Regions from separate parts of the Homo sapiens genome. Here region 1 is linked to region 2. Evidence: read pairs that join two places in POLR2A ChIA-PET (ENCODE). Cell type or tissue: PC-9. All regions are shown on one strand. Links, peaks and the distances in the headings refer to the core of each region. The heading gives the core; the rest is flanking DNA.

The links. ChIA-PET counts read pairs that join two places held together with the same protein. Peaks named below come from ENCODE experiments on the same cell type or tissue, not always from the same donor. Only the 100,000 strongest peaks of a DNase experiment are listed, where the experiment ranks them.
Region 1: POLR2A ChIA-PET joins it to region 2 with 6 read pairs; 2 of 35 experiments call an interaction of 5 or more read pairs at or near these places.

The regions. Positions count from the first base shown.
Region 1 is chr14:54,599,371-54,607,917 of GRCh38, forward strand. All of the region lies in intron 2 of SAMD4A (sterile alpha motif domain containing 4A), which reads left to right. LOC112268133 (a long non-coding RNA gene) reads left to right here and starts at 4,677. Exons shown (of 2, transcript XR_002957606.2): 1 at 4,677-5,069. In PC-9, for the core only: no CTCF peak of the experiment used is centred there; a DNase peak (open chromatin) is centred at 4,271; H3K27ac peaks cover 2,220 bases.
Region 2 is chr14:54,733,347-54,741,893 of GRCh38, forward strand. It overlaps SAMD4A (sterile alpha motif domain containing 4A), which reads left to right. Exons shown (of 13, transcript NM_015589.6): 4 at 3,678-3,941. Among named protein-coding and RNA genes, the nearest start is that of SAMD4A-AS1, 50 kb to the left of the region's middle. In PC-9, for the core only: no CTCF peak of the experiment used is centred there; a DNase peak (open chromatin) is centred at 4,255; H3K27ac peaks cover 650 bases.

The DNA of each region.
Region 1 (8,547 bases), core at 336-8,335, 130 kb before region 2:
TGCGATCCATTATAAGTAACCTGAGCACCTTATTTTTTCTTTTTAAACTCTAGGTAGGATACCCGAGGTCCACAAATTTTTCATAAGAAATATTTTTTCTCTGCCCTATGAGATTTTAAAAAATATTATACTGCTTCAATTGCATCAAAAGAAATGGACCCTAATATCTATGATGAAGGATTTGGAGTTAGAAGACCTGAGTTTCAATTTTGGCATGGCTGTTTGTCTAGCTCTGTGATCTTGGACAGGTCAATTGACTTGTCTTAATCTTCTCATCCATTTAGTGGAGACAGCACCACTATTCACAGGACTATTGTCAGAATTACGAGACAATAGCATAGGTGAAAATATAAAGTACTTTGTAAACTAAAATGTTACACGGATAAGCTGATATCATTGGTAGCAAGAGCAACACTATTCCGAAGTTTTTGTGGTGTAGTTCCCTCTGATTATTCTTCATATTACAGGTCAATCAATTGGGTAGACATCCTCTTAAACCTCTGTTCCTCTTTTCTTCTTAAAACACTGAGATCTCTTCATCTGAAATAAAAATTTCGAGAGAGTTTATAGATTTGTAGTCTTGGATCCTGGAGAGAAGAGACATGTATTCCTGTATACACCCAGATCATTAATCCTACTTTTAATTCTACTCCAAACCTTGTACCACATCATTTCCTACTGCCAGGCTGGAGTGAGTAATGACAACCTTTTGGCAGATCAAATTTCAGTTTTAGAATTCAGGAAGCAAAGCTGTGTCCTGGCCTTTCTTTCTTCTTTTTAAATTATAGCTAAATGTCCTTTTCTGTTTGGGGGCAAGTTACATGCCTGGTTCTGCCAGAGCAAACGAAAACCAGGCACCTTCTCCTGAGCATGTCACTGTCATAAACCCAGGCAGTCTGGTGAGGCAGCTGCTTAAGAAATAATATTCCACCATTAACTGCCCCACCCCTGAAATTAGCATCTTTGGAAGGCATTATCCAAGGTTTTGTTGTTGTTACTGTTTTTGTTTTTCTATTTATTCCTAAAACAAATCTTCATTAAGTTCATCCAGTGCTTCCATTGACCCAGCTGCTTGGAATTCAGTGAACTGTCAACAGAATATAATTTCTTTCAGAATTTGTTATTCTACTGGAACTACACTGCAGTGTCTTTGTGATTGAGTTAGCCACCAGATAACCTTTGCCCTCAATTTTCTAGACTAAAATTGTTTTCTTTGTTGTCCAGAACTTTGAGTTGCCATCTCCCAAGTAACTGTTTAGGATGGAAAACATATTGAGAGCTTGCTATTGAAAAATAATATGAGTCTTGTTGGTAGGATCCATTGTTGAAGGTGAAAGCCCCTTTACTAGGAGGCTGGATCCTTTGATTTTCTGACAGAACATTGGCCAACAGTACTGACACAGTACATTGAAATGTTCACCAACAACCTTAATCCTTTCTTGGGGAAGATAATCTGCAGGGCGGGTTAGTCATGAATTACTCCAGGTTCTCCAAGAGCTAGCATTTTATCGTATTAGCACCAGCAAACAGCATGCTTAGACTACATCAGCTCAGCTATGCATAGCTATGCCTTTAGTGAGCTGCATTTCAGTATCTGGGTTTTGGCTTCTACCAACAATTAGAGGGAGAAATGGCCATCTGGCTTCAGCTGAAATTGCCATTCCTTGTTTCTTAGAGTATTTCATGGAGGGGACTATGCCATAAATTCCTCTTCGAGCTCAGCAGTAGAAAATGGATGGTCCCTCCTGACGAATCCATCTGCTTCCACATTTCAATTTCATTTATGAAATTGAGAATTCATAACCTATCCTGTTTCCTTTTTAGCTTTGGTTTCCTAAAGCTTGAAGCCAAAATTAGTGCTTCATTACAATAACTCTCATCTCTGTTTCCTGGTAGTTGCCTCCCCTTTCTTCCATGTGGATTAGCTCTTTTTTTCTTTATTTCAACTATCCTGCTCTTGTGATTATTTTGAGCCATTTTAAATCCATTATGGAAGTAGGTAGAGTCCAGATTATAAATAAAATGGTATCACTTATATTATTGTCACAGTCACATTATTGGTTCATCTTTGGTGTTAGTCTCCTGCTTCCTTCTGAACTTCTCCTTTGTCCTTTTTGATTCATTCATATTGGGTGGGGATGAAAAACAAGAATGAGTCTCAACAGAAACCCAGCGACATTTTAAAGCCTAAAGTTTTGATGCCTATTGTACAAATATTTTTATCTTCATGTAAATCAAAGGGCCATCACCTGGCTTAGGAATGGCAGGATTAGAGTAATTAGTGGAATTTGTTGCGGTTAAACAGTGGACTCCATAGCCAGGGCCTCCCGTGGAGGCTCCAATGTTGGAATTTATAAAGTGTGTTTTATTTGAATCTTGTGTCTGTGTGTAAAGAATTGCTGTTTTAGGCAGAAACCAAGGCTGATGACTTGGAGAGAATACTCTAACCCCTCAGACACTCTTACATCACTATCCTAAGAACTAATAATGGGTATTAGAGTTGTAAAACTACAGTCTGGCTAGACTGACTTAAAGACTTTGGGGTGAGTTGATGGTGCTAAGTCCTTAGAGAAAGAAGAAAACTCCGAAGGCATCTGGCAACCATGTTGGAGAGAAAATTGAGGGAAGCAATGTAGAAACAAAGGAGAAAGCAGGACAGAAACAGCAGGGTCCTGGGATCCGCCTGGTACCAGAGACTTCTTTTTTTCTCTCACTTGGGCTAGACCCAGAGACAGGCTTCTGGTTTAGAAGAGGAATGTGGGACTGGCTGGCCATGGATTAGATAACTGTGGAATCAATGCCCTTTTACTTGGGACATCTTTCCAAGTCTGGATTATTTCCTTAGGATTAACTGGGAAATCACTGTACAAAGAAGAAGCATATCAATAGACTGCTTCCTTATTTTCAACCCAGAATAATGCATTTTTCCATTGCTAGAGGACTGCTTTAAAATACACACACACACACACACACACACACACACACACACACACACACACACACACGAAACACCAGGATAGCACAGACAGTGGCTTTCAGGGATGAAGATACTTCCTTTCCTGTCTGTTCTAGTCTCTTCTGGTTGCGTGGAACAGAAACTAGTACAAGCTAGCTTAAGGAGATGAAGCTTTATTGCAAGAATATAAAATGTTCTTGTGGGAATGACATGAGTAGCCCCATGGACAGAAACCTTCTCAGCCCTGTTGGGGCTAGAATTGGGAAGCTTTGGAGACTTAAGACATTCACCTTCGGGACATCACACACCGGGGCCTGTTGTGGGGTGGGGGGAGTGGGGAGGGATAGCATTAGGAGATATACCTAATGTAAATGATGAGTTAATGGGTGCAGCACACCAACACGGCACATGTATACATATGTAACAAACCTGCACGTTGTGCACATGTACCCTAGAACTTAAAGTATAATTAAAAAAAAAAAAGACATTCGCCTTCTTACATTCTCTCTCAGTTCATGCCTGTCAGGCTAAATGTCTGGATCCTTGTTACTTCAAGTGCACACTGGGGACCAGTATCAAGGACATCACCTGAGATCTTCTTGGAAATGCAGCTTCTCAGGTCACACTGCAGACCTACTGAATCCCAGCCTACCTTTTAACAGAACCCCCTGGTGATTTGTTTGCACATTAGAGTTTGAGGAACACTGGTGTAGGTTTCTGGTTACTCATAGAGTTGTTCCCCTTACTCAGGTGCCCACCCCAGTGGTGGATGGGGGAGCGAGGCGGACCATGTGACTTGGCATGAACACACTGGGGCCACAAGATGCACATCTGATACATAATCTAAGACTGTTGGGTTTTCCTTTAGCTCATAGCATTTCCATCAAGGGTATTGGTAGTCTCCAGTTGCTGAGACAAAGTGAATAGAGAATCTCATGATTTATTTAAAAACAAAACTATTTTAATATGTCCCCATTTTATTTATATCTTACTTTTTATTAGCCCAAAGATAATTAAACCCGAAAATACTGTAGACTCTGTATAATTTAGGCAGTTTTATGAATATGGATTTTAACTCTGACCTAAATGAGCTGTCTAGTGACTCAACAATAGCTACCTCTTGCTTCAAGATAGTAGGAACTGATCAGCTTATAAAGCTGATGCTGCCCAGTTCTGTTCTGAGTCCAGTGTGCATAGCTCTGGCTCCCACCATGCCCGTTAGCCTGTGAAATTGATTTTTTTAAATGGTTGTACAGGCATTTGGCCTATAGCCAAAGAAATGATTGAGCAAGTGAGTCCTGTTTCTGTATTGCTCTATGAATAAGTAGTTAGACCATTCAAGACTGCTGTACATGAGTCATTCATTCCCAGGGACACTTATAGTTCTTTTACATTTGGTGCATTCAGCATCCTAGAAGGCCTTTTCTTTAAAAAAAAAAAAAAGAACTTTTGTATTTCCATTATTTTATTTGTTTGTTTGTTTGTTTATTTGTTTATTTGTTTATTTATTTATTTTGAGATGGAGTCCTCGCTCTGTCTCCAGGCTGGAGTGCAGTGGCACGATCTTGGCTGACTGCAACCTCTGCCTCCCGGGTTCAAGCGATTTTCCTGCCTCAGCCTCCCGAGTAGCTGGGACTACAGGTGTGTGCCACCATGCCCGGCTAATTTTTGTATTTTTAGTAGAGACGGGGTTTCTCCACGTTGGCCAGGATGGTCTTGAGCTCTTGACCTCATGATCCACCCACCTCGGCCTCCCAAAGTGCTGGGATTACAGGCGTGAGCCACCATGCTTGGCCCCATTATTTTATTGTATCCTTAATTCCCTTAGCTCACCCTTGCTGAGCATAGTTGTCTGTGGTAGAATTAGCCATTGGCTCCTTGCTTGCTCTTCCAGTTTGTGGTGTTTCAAGGTGCTGGAATCCACCACCAAGAATGGTGGCTTCCCACAATGCCTTTTAACAAGAATGTGTCTCTTCAATGCACGTTGTAACTTTCTCTTTGAATTTATTGAAGAACCACAAATTAAGTCTGTGTCTTTATTGAAGCAATTCAGGTGATGGGAAGAGGCTCTTGAATCAAGAAAGAAAGGAAGAACCAGGAGTGGTGATATTAGGTAAGGGGAGATTTAGGATCACTCTTCCGCAATACAAAATGAACTTCCTGTGCTAAGAAAACTTACAGCCCTGAATAAGGAGTTGATGGCATGTCTATGCAACGTACAATTTTATTCCTGGGACGTCGTTGGAAAACCATTATATTAGATGATCTTCAATCTTTTGTAGTTCTGAAAATTTATGAACGCTTATACATGTTGCTTATAAATCCTAAATGAAAAAAGGGCTCCCTGTCTTAAATTTATGTTCTATCTAATATGCACTTTTAAAGTTTGAGTTTTTATTGCACTTCTGATCTTTTTAAAATTATAAAACCTATCATACATACAAAAGAGTATATAACACTTATTAATATGTATAGTTAAAGATTAATAAGATGAATGCCCCTGTGCCTACCACCCAGCCTAAAAAACAGAACATTACCAGTGTCTTTGAAGCTGTCTCTGTTAATGTGCATTTCTAGACTGCTTTAACTTATTGGATTTGTGCATTGCAGTGTTTTATTTGTGAGCAGTTATATCAGTGAATACCAAGTGAGAGTGGCTCAGCCATTTTTACCTTATGCTCAAACTCCTTTCAGATTTCCAATCTGTCTGATATTGGATTTAAGAACAGTTAAATCTTACTGCTTGGAAACTGATCTTTAACAAGCTAGTTTTCCTGCTTTAAAATAATAGTGTTGTTCGTGATGTTAATTTCCCTGTTTCACTTGACAATTACAGCGGGGGTAGCTTCCCTGAGCACAGGATGAGGATCAGTCAGCTTGAGTATCTGGTACAGAAGGCAAGCTCCCTGTGCACCAAAAATCTACTCAGGCCCTGGAGAAAGCAAAAAAAAAACCCAGCAGAGCATAATTAATGGAAACTATCTTTAAGTCATCAACATTAAATGTGATTGAGGTAGCAGTATTTCCTGGGTGCATGATTGGGGCATTGAAGTACTACACTTTGATTTCTGATGTGAATTATTTGTTGCCATCTGAAGTTCCAAAGAGCCAAGATTGGATGTACATATTTTTAAAAATATGTGCTTTGGTGAAAAGCAAAGTTTTGGAAGGGTAGAAAACTTTCAGTAGCCACCAAATTGTGTTATTTTAAAATGAGCAGGGAAACCTCACAGGGATGAGAATACCTAAACTGACAATTCTCAGGAGGCCCTGTCAAAATGCCCATCCTGCTAAAGGTTTGAGTTCATGGCCAAAGGCATTGTTTTTTTATAAATATAATTTTAATGGCTATAATAATTTCTGTATTGCTCCATTGTTTGGTATGTAACTATTGTAATTAATGTTGTCATAAACATATTTGTGTGTAAAACTGTATTTTCTTAAAACATTGGGGCATTAAACATGCCTATATATATATATATGTATATATATAAACATGCCCATATATATGTATGACTTAAAAAATTATTTTACGGAATGATCACTTTCCATTACAGACATTTTGAGGAACTCATATATTTACAACATGCTTGCTAAATAGTCAACATTTATCCTTATTCCTCTGACTGCCCTGGTAGAGACAGACTGGAGCCTAACTTAGAATAAAACAATAATCAACCTATTTCAACAGGTGTTTATTAGGTGCCCATTTTTACCTTCAGGTTGTTCTAAGTACTAGGAAAGTGAGGAAGTTGCAAAAAGAAGCTTAATGTGCAGCCCCGCCTTTTAGAAAATATGAAGCATGTCATTTCTGTTACAAGGAAAAGAGCTCATTCCTCTATGTCTTACTTCTGGGCTGTGTGTGTGTGTGTGTGTGTGTGTGTGTGCGTGCACGTGCACGTGCACGTGTGCGCTCATTTCTGCAATGCTACTTCCTTGCCATGGGCCTGCCTCATCTGGTTTCCAATAAGAAGAGTTCCAGATTGGGGAGCACCCTGCCATCCTGATTGGCCATCACAGATTCGTATGGCATTGATGTTTACAAGCTGTTTGCAAAGTGTTGCTTGGTGCTGCCTAATCTGTGGCATGTGCCTGCTTCCGACACGTCCTTTGTGGGAGGCAGAGCTGAGATTGGGTGGCGGGGGGAGGAGTTTGCCCCTGCACTGTCAGGCTGCACTTGAGGCTGCAGGCCACTTGTCTGAGGCAGGCACAGTAACCTCGGGAAGATGAAGGGCACAGGGGCCCTGTTTGGTCTCCATGTTCTAGAAATCATCACCAGGTCTCACCATGTTCATTCAGCACCTTTCTTTGGGGTTTTCTAGGAAATAACTCTATATACTGTCCATTTCAAAGATTTAGTTTTCAAAGTCCAATGAGATTTAGTGACTCAGAGAATTCTTAATTTAGCAAGCTACATGGTATGTGGCAGTTAAAAGTATTTTATACCCCCCTCCTTTAGTTTGGTGGCTGAAAAGAATCTACAGATTGCCTGTCTTATTCACTGTGGAAATTTTGTGGTCAACACATATTCACTTATTTGCCAACATGGTCTTCAGTGCTCCCTTTGGAGGGAAGATCTTCACTGGGCTGTGTCCTGGCTCTTGGTTGGTGAGGAGGTGGAGTTTGGAGAGCAGGGTGCAGCCTGCCAGTGGAGATTCTCAGGGAGTGGACTCACCAGAGCTGGGATTACCACTGGACTCGGAACATGAGGCCTTGGCCGAACGTGGCATAAAGGAGAGACAGGAGTTCAGTGCTTTCAAGGTTATCAGGTTGGAAAGCAGTGGCAGGGAGGGAAATAGGGAATACAGCTGAGGTCAGAGAATGGAGCAGAAGAGCATGGGCTGTGTCATTCCCATGGAGGGAGGGCGTTCCTGATGCGTTGCTGGGGAGAGATGGGAACGTAGCCCTCTGAGGAATGAAGTTCCTCATGTGAGATCGTGGCAGGTAGATTTGGTTTTCATTTTAAAATGGGAATTAAGGCTGTGAGGAGACAGGAATGTATTGGAAAATGCCTCTAGTCAGGAGATAGTAAGAAGTATACAGGATGGAAAGGGAGTCAAAAATTAGGAAAAGTGGCACTTTGAGAGGCTGAAGAAGGTGGATCACTTGAGGTCAGGAGTTCAAGGTCTCATTTTTTTTTTTTTTTTTAGACGGAGTCTTGCTCTGTCGCCCAGGCTGGAGTGCAGTGGCACGATCTCTGCTCACTGCAAGCTCCGCCTCCTGGGTTCATGCCATTCTCCTGCCTCAGCCTCCTGAGTAGTTGGGACTACAGGCGCCCGCCACCATGCCCGGCTAATTTTTCTATTTTTAGTAGAGACAGGGTTTCACCGTGTTAGCCAGGATGGTCTCGATCTCCTGACCTTGTGATCCGCCCGCCTCGGCCTCCCAAAGTGCTGGGATTACAGGCGTGAGCCACCGCGCCCGGCCTCAAGGTCTTATTTTAATGGCTATAATAATTTCTGTATTGCTTCATTGTTTGGTATTTGACTATTATATATGGGCAACATGGTGAAACCCCATCTCTACTAAAAATAGAAAAATTAGCCAGGCATGGTGGTGCAAACCTCTAATCCCCGCTACTCGGGAGGCTG
Region 2 (8,547 bases), core at 313-8,312:
ACGGATCTAAAATTTTTATAGAGGTTTTTAAAAATACAAGCAATTTTGGATTCATACTGTATACAATTATTAAATGTTGGTTTCCATGTTTTAAGAGGAAAAAGGCACAATTTTGTTCCCCTGAGTAATTTTCAGTATGCTTTTCAATATAATGAATCCATCCTGAAATATGCTGTCCCTCTACCCACACTATTATGAAAGTCACAAATGCAGTATAAATTGAGGACCTCAGTTCTGCTGGACTTGCCAATTTCTAATCTAGGTTGAGATTTTTTTTTAAAGGTATACTTAATTTGGCAGCATTTGAATAGGACTTCTGGGTAGCTGAGGTCTGAATGAACCGTTAGCCATTGTCTGCTGCACATCAGTCTACAAGCAAGAACATCTAGAAGCCTCTGGCTAGAGACATGCTGGGGCAGCTAGCACCACACTGCTAAGCTTCTCAGAAGTCTGTATTTACTACTCTTCCTGCCTACTCATAGGAAAAAAAAAAAACTTCTGCCCGAATGTCCATATGACCCTCTGTTTGTCATCACTTCAAATGAGATCTCTTAGTTTAAAAAGGGGAGGGGCTGGGGATGAAACAACCACTGCTACTCTGCCACTGGCCCCCTCGTCAATTCCACAACTGCATGGCCTATTTTCTTGTAGCCTCTTTCTGCCCATGACAGTATTTCCTCTGTCACTTTATGCCAAACAAAGTGCTCCAGCACAAGAGGTAACACCAAAATCAGCTTTGTGGTCACCATTGCCTAAACCTGAAGATCTGTCTTCACCCCAAATTGGCACTGTCGCCAAGGCACCTGTCACCTGTTTTAATCTCCTTCCCACAAGAATACAAGCCTGTACTGCCTCCAGGCCTTGGTTCCTTTGGAGAACAGAGGCATTTACCTAGCACGACTTTTGATTGAGGTGTGGCATTCAGCCTGGCTCTAAACCCACGGCCCTGTCTGCAAATCAGAAGCTTGGTGTGAGGCACTGTGCTTGGTTGCCACAGCACGTTGGCTCCTACGGAGATATTCCTGAATTTGGTGGCAGCAGTGGGAACCAAGAAGTGTTCATTATGATATAGAGTGTATGAGCCCTTTATAGAAAGTCATCAGGAAAAGACCCTGGCACCTCAGGTATAATTGATGTTTCCTTAGAGGCAGAGGCCAAGTTCATGTCATATCCCTTATGACTTCAGTTAAGCTCAGAAAAGTATGAAGAAATGGGTGTGGGTTTCTATGTACAAATCCCTGTAAGTCCATTAAGTTAGGTAAACATTTAGCTCCAATCTCAATAGCCAGTGAAGTCCTTGGATAACTGACAGCTTCCCCAAGGATGCCTCTCAGTGGAGGAGATAGCATGGATTAAAAAATCAGATGGAAAGAAGCATATTGGCTCCATGAAATAATGGAATTCAAGTACAGTGTACGTATTGTATTGTTCTCAGCATCCATGTGAAGATGAGGACTATCCTAGCAGTAACCTCCCGTGGTTAGCGATTAGTTACCTATTCAGTTATGGCCTCTAACCAGCCCAGGTACTAAGAGTCCCACTGTCTCTGAGCTGTGTGTCCCTCTTTGACAAGCCCTGTTTCTGTGATTTCAGACTGACTCTAATCCTGGCTATACAGAGGAACCCCCACTTCCACTTGGGGTACACCTGGCAGGCACCAGTCAAAGCATCCACCAGATAGTCTGAAACGGTTGCAGAAGTACCAGAAAGCAAAGATGTCTAAGCTGGAATGTCCCAGCACTCAGGGCAGCCGTAAACAGTCTGCCCAATTTTATATAAATACTTAGACAGGCATGAAATGGATTTTCTGGATGTCTGGCTTTTCTTCCTATTGGCTTCTCTTTTCATTTTTGCTGCCGCTTCGTTTTTTTTTTTTTCTTTCTCTGCTTTCCCCCCACTTTTCCTCTTGCTAATTCTGGTCCAACCAGGTAGCAATGCATTTTCCAGGGAGCCTTTTTAAATAGTTTCTTCCCGAGTCTATTTAGTAGCAATGCAAGCCATTTAAGCCTGTTAGTGTCGATATTTTTTAAACAATGTTCCCTTTGCATATTTTTAATTTAGATGACATTTCCTTGCCTTTGATAGAATCTACCCAAATTGGAAATTTCTCAGGTTACTAATACTAAACTCGGTAGCTCTCTTTTGTCCTCCCTTTTCATTCATAAAGAAGTTTCTAGCCCTTCCGATTGTCCCCACTTCACATACAAGGCTGCCCTTCTGGCCACACAAGGCCAAATGGAAACACTGACCACAGAGGCCTGAGCTCCGTGGCTCTCAGGCTTGGTGACTGCCAGCTGCCTGGCAGCAGCTTACCCAGCCCACTACTGCCCCAGACACACTTTCTGGAAACATCCAGCCTTTTGACTCTGCTCTTTATCTTTTGAAGTAGGGAACACAGTAATCTGCCCAGGCCTTTATGTTGGGACTGCTCTACCAGAAATATGGTTTAACCAAAAGCAGGACCTCTCACCATTGAGATGCCTGGTCTGCTTACTGAAAAACACAGATTAACACCCACAAAGAAGTGCTCATCTAAATTTGGGAGAGCAAATGCCTCATGGATGGGGATACAGCCTGAGATGGAATTTAATGGCTTCCCTGAAAAATGTTTAAAAATGCATGTGGCTCAATTCCGTGTTAGTACAGCAGCAGTCAAAATAAACTGGACCTGTCAGGAACTGGTGCTGAGAGAATGTTATGAATAGACTTATTTTGTAAAGTTGTCACTTTACACACCAGAAAAACCAACCAAGGGTAACATCGGCTCCTTCAGTGTTGGTTTTTGTTAAATCCCTCCCTCGAATGACTTCAATTTAATTTGGCTAGTTATATGAGTTATGTTGCTTTTTCCTAGTTTTCTGGAAAAGAAATTAAAGATGGGGGCTGCGCAGATGTTGCCCACTGTGTAGAAGGGCTGAACATGCTGGTAAAAACCATTCATTCCCAGCTTCCTGAATGAAAGCCTTGTTACCTGGAAGTGTTTGCAATACAAAGTTTGGCATTAACCTGTGAGGCTAAGGGAAAGAATCGGCCCTAGAAGAAGCAGCCCTTTCACCGACAGGTAGCTGCAGTGCCCCATACCCTGAGGTCATGTTAGTACTGGGGCCCTTGCTGAGCCATACCACCCTGCAGAGGCCATAGTTCCCTGAATCCTGGTTGGAAAGATTAGTCCACCTTCTTCTGGTTCAGCCCTGCAAAGATCCCAAACAATGGCCAGCCCGGCTGCCCTTCAAGATGTCCTCCTGAACAACATGGGTAATGTCAGAATTTCTGTTTAAAAAACAACAGCAACAAACTTGTCCAGTACATGTTCTTTTTGCTTTTGGCAGATATGGCTGTCAAGCCTTGCCTGATTTACGGACCCCGTCCTATGAATCCTGATTTCTAGAGTTAGAACCAAAACCAGATCCAGACCCACAAAGGCTAAGGACCAATGTGTGGGCACTATAGGTTTGGCCTCCTTGGAGAAACCTAACCCACTGAGAGGGACAGACTGCATCCTTTTAAACCACCTGAAGAAAACGACCATGCCAGGCCTGTATTCAACCTGCTGTGACCATGGATGGAGTTGTAAGACAGTTAGTGGTATCTCTCAGGGTTAAGAGGTATTGTGGGTTCTTCGGTGTCCCAGGATAAAGGGGGGGGAATAACCTATTTCATTTTATTTTTTTTTCCAGTTCTCTCAGGCCAGGCACACCACAGCCCTTTGAAACGATCTGTGTCCCTTACCCCACCCATGAATGTGCCAAACCAGCCTCTAGGACATGGATGGATGTCTCATGAGGACTTACGAGCTAGAGGACCCCAGTGCCTCCCATCCGATCATGCCCCCCTGTCTCCACAAAGCAGTGTAGCCTCTTCAGGAAGTGGTGGGAGTGAACACTTAGAAGATCAGACCACTGCTCGTAACACATTCCAAGAAGAAGGTAGTGGGATGAAAGGTGAGTGACTAAATGAGAAACCACTGGGGAAAGAGCCCCTCCCTTTATTGGAGACCAGAGGGTAAAAAAAGAGAGGTAGTCAGCAAGAGAGAAGGAGCCCACCCCTTCCCCAGGCTTACGCATTTGATCTGTCCCTTCCAGAACTCCAGGTTGACCATGGCAGAAAGGGCTCAGATTCCCCTTCCAGTGCTTCTTGCCAAAATCTGGGAAATAGGAACCAGAGTAAGAGAGGTCAACCCACTCTCTCTCTCTCTCTTTTTTTTTTTTTTTTTTTGCATTGCAGTGACTTGTAGACCATTAAATGAGTCACAGCTAATGGTGATAGGATCTTCTGTTTGTAAAGCTACTGAGCTGCTCCAACCTTGTACCTCATTGCTGTGGCCAGGGACCTGTCAGTAATTCAGAAAAACAAACCACGGGATTTTTTTTTTTCCTTTATAAGTCTATGTTAATGCAGAATTGCAGTAGTGCTTCCTTTCTCTCTCCTCTTCTCTTTGATATCCAAAGAAACCTTTAAACCCTTTCCTCTGCATCTATTTAAGGGACATGAAAATACCACTGAGAATCTCTAACAGTGTTTTAATCCTGATAACAGATTTGCATACAGGTGATAAAGGCCTTTTGTGTAGCATAAATAAATTCCTCCATTGCCTTGTGAATCTACCCTCTTCTAAAAGATATTCATCAGGAGATAGATTTCCAAATTACTTATGATAGGTACAAAGAGGATACGTGCATGCTATATTTTTAGACTCCACTTGTACAAGGGCTGGGAAGCCCTTAGGCAAAGATGCACATTCAGAGACACACTAGTAACAATTTTAGATGGTGAAACAGTAACCACTCATGCTTTGGGGACTAGCATGCTGAAGGGAGGCTCTGAGAACATCCTGTTTGCTGGCATTAATAGTCCTGAGGTTTGCTGTTTCCGATCTTCCCCTTGTGAATGATCAGTGTTGACATAGGAAGCTCTGTACTGATTCCCCTCCCTTCACGGAAGCCTGGCACAGAAAGCATGCCCATGACTGCCCAACCACTGGTTATAAGGGAGCACCGGACTGAAAAAATGGAGCTTGTCAACTCTGGGAATGAGGCTGACAAGAAGCTGCTCCCCTGGCACATTCCTTGAATCTTCCTCCTGCTTAGGCCTGTGTCCTCTCCATCCCACCCCCATTTCATTGATGGTTCCAGGGCTGAGTGCCCAGAGTGAGGGGATGTGTCTTAATGCTGATACAAATGGGTCTTTAAAGGTATATAACAGGCAGCAAAAGCCATGTGTCACTTGGGTACGAAGGGGATGTATGTCCTCTTTCTACTTCAGAGTTTTCAGGGGACTGTATCACAATTTTGGAGCACTAGCAAAACCCACTTCTGACTTTATGCTACATGGTTATGTGTTTAAGCAGCTGAGCCCCAGGTGATGCGTAGCAGGTGAGGCTCAACCCTGCTGTAGGTAGACTGGCTTGGCATCTGTCAATCGGCATCAAAATAGCTGAAAGACCAAGGGAGGCTGAGACAGCCGTTGCTTTTAACTAGCTTCTTTCCAGGTGAAGTTCAGTGTCTGTTTCCAAGAAAGCCTGTGTTGCGGTTCTAGTTGGTAACTGTGGGGAGGAAGCATTGGCCTTTGTGTTTGAAGGGTAAGGAGGATCCTATAGAAGGGCCATTCACCAGGAGAAAGATCTTGTCCAAAGAAGAATGCTGATTCCACTGTCTGGTTTTTGGACACTTATTCTTCTTCCTTTTACTTTGTTTTCTTTCTTTCCTTTTCTTTTTTTTTTTTTTTTTTTGAGGCCCTTATGCACACTTTCAACATTCTCCCAAAGTAGGTCAAGGTATGCTCATTGAGTGCTGCCATTTTGAGGTGAGAAATAAAGATAACAGGTTTTTTAAGAGAAATGAGAGAAAAGTTGAATAAATGCCCTATCCCCATTTTGGGACAAAAGCCAAAATATTGCAAAGGTTAAGGAATATACCATATCTAAGCCTCTGTGATTCCTTTCATTAGAATTGGTGAGAACTGTCTCCTCAGAGCCTATTCAGTCAGAAAAAAATGGCACAGACAAGATCTCATATCCAGGATTTTCTTTATAGGCCCAAGGGGTGCAGCCAGAAAACAGGTTATTTGATGGCCTGCTGTATTTCCACCTTCTCTGACCTATTGAACTTCCCTTCTTCCAAGAACTTCCTTGGATTGGGATTCCAAGTATAAAGTCAATAGCAAGTTAAATGGCAAAAAAAAAAAAAAAAGTTTGAAGGAAGAAACATTATAGATGATGAAGGATTCTATTTGTGGGAAAAGTATATTTGCAGTTTAGCTGACAGGTCAGACAGAAAAAATGTCCACACCCAAAAACACTAGCATTCCGAAGTGTCACGGGCCAGTATTTGTTCAATAGAAATGTCCCTCCCCAGCCTTGCTGCAAGATGCCATTGCTGAGGACTCTTCCGCCACCAGATGTTATTCAAAACGACTTCCTATGAGTGCACCCAAGGAGCAGCCCTGCTCCTAACCCAAGGGTTTGTCATTTGATCTCCGTGTCTAAGAGCAGGTGCTGGTTTAAATTTTCAAAATAATTCACACTTTTAAAGAAATGAGATATGGCTGGGTGCGGTGGCTCACGCCTGTAATCCCAACACTTTGGAAGGCTGAGGCAGGCAGATTGCTTGAGGTCAGGAATTCGAGACCAGCCTGGCCAACATGGCAGAACCCTTTCTCCACTAAAAATACAAAAATTAGTCAGGTGTGGTGGCACGCAGCTGTAATCTCAGCTACTCTGGAGGCTGAAACTGGAGAATCACTTGAACCCAGGAGATAGAGGTTGCAGTGAGCCAAGATCGCGCCACTGCACTCCAGCCTGGGCAACAGAGTGAGTGAGACTCCATCTCAAATAAAAACATAAAAAATAAAAATAAATAAATGAGATATAAAACCAAGTGAGGTGCTTTGAAAAAGAGCTGACTCTTCCTCTTGGCTCTACAATCTTTCTTTTCTATGACCCAGGCCCTTTGGCAGGAGTGTCAGCTGTTTTAAAGTACTTGCTGGTCCACTTTGGGGTGCCATCATCTAATGCTATTATTCTAATCGTTAAACGTCCAGTTTAGAAGAACAATAAGAAAGCTTAGTAGAATTTGGAAGAGTTCTCAAATCCATATGGAATGTGTCTTGCTCTCATCGTGCACCTTGGGAAAAGAATGAAAAGTTACTATAGTTGAACTTTATTTAGTGTGAATTCCTCTTTATGGCCAACAGCTGTGAATATCTCTCTGAAACACTGTGGTAATCATCCATTCCTTCCTTTCATCTAGCTAGACTGGCCAGGTCTGGCTACACATCCTCCGTTAGGAGTGTGCCTCTTGGGTCAAGGGTATGGAATAAATCTCATGGTCCAGCATTCTTGCTCTTTGCGTTTTTCCCATGCATGGATCAAGCCCCCTTCTTGTCTTGGTGTTAGCGTTCCCTGCCAGGGACTGTCACTAAGTTCTCTCCCAAGCAGACCAGCTCCTACTCTCAAAGGATTAATGACATCTGCCCACAGTGCTTTGGTTTTCCTTCTTTAGTAAATGTCCATCCTTATGGTTTAAGTAGACTTCAAAGTACAGATTAAATGTCTCTTGAGGTAAAGATCTCACGCTAATATCTCAAGCTAAAGAAAAAATGAGATCCACAATTTAGCTTGAAACTAACCCAAGAGAAGTGGGAAACAACTGAAATAGGAACTTTCTTCCCTTTACCCTTCCCTGTGGAGGCTACTGGTTATACATGTTTGGACTAAGGAGGCTGGTTTGGTTTCTACATCCAGTTGTGTTTGTTCATTTCAAAAACTTCACTGTGACTTATCTCAGAGGAAAGATTCTCAATTGTGAGTTGGTACTCAACAGTAATACCATTCTTTCCCTGGGCAACTCATGAGTGGAATGTGCTCTGTTGCCTCTTGTCTCATACAAGACTTTCAGGTGGCCAAGAAAAAGAGAGAGAGAAAAGACGTTCTCTTAATTTCCTGGAGAGAAAGTATAGAAGTCATTTGGCAGAAGATGCACATTTCCCACTTACATTAGCACCATGTTCTCAAAGATGGTACATAAACCCAACACGCTAAGACTTAACAAAATGCCACAGCTATGATGAATGATGTGGCTGCATTATATGGGAGGAAAGAGCAGGGGAAAAGACTCATTCACAGGTTACTTTTGTCCTCATTCAAGTCAGTTGACTTTTTTGAGCACCTGCTGAGAGAAACTTTGGACTAACTAGTTTCTGGGCAGACAGGGCTGAGAGCTACTGTTCCTGCCTGAAGCGAATCACTATCAGATGAGCAAAAAACAGGCACTTAATGCAAGTGCCCTGCTATGAAAATATGCTGTCTTAAAGACTTGCCCTGGGTCAGGGCAGGCACCATGAATGACCCTCATTCAAAGTGGAGATAAGTCAAGGAAAGTTCCTAGAGGAGGAGAGGCCTAGAGCTGAGTCTCAGAGCATGACTACAGGTCAGCCAAATAGTAAGTGAAGGAAGGGCATTCTATGTAGAGGGAACAGCATTCACGAAATCACAATGACAAGGGTGCTTGACCAAGTGGATCCCATGGCTTGAGTGTTAAGGGCACATGG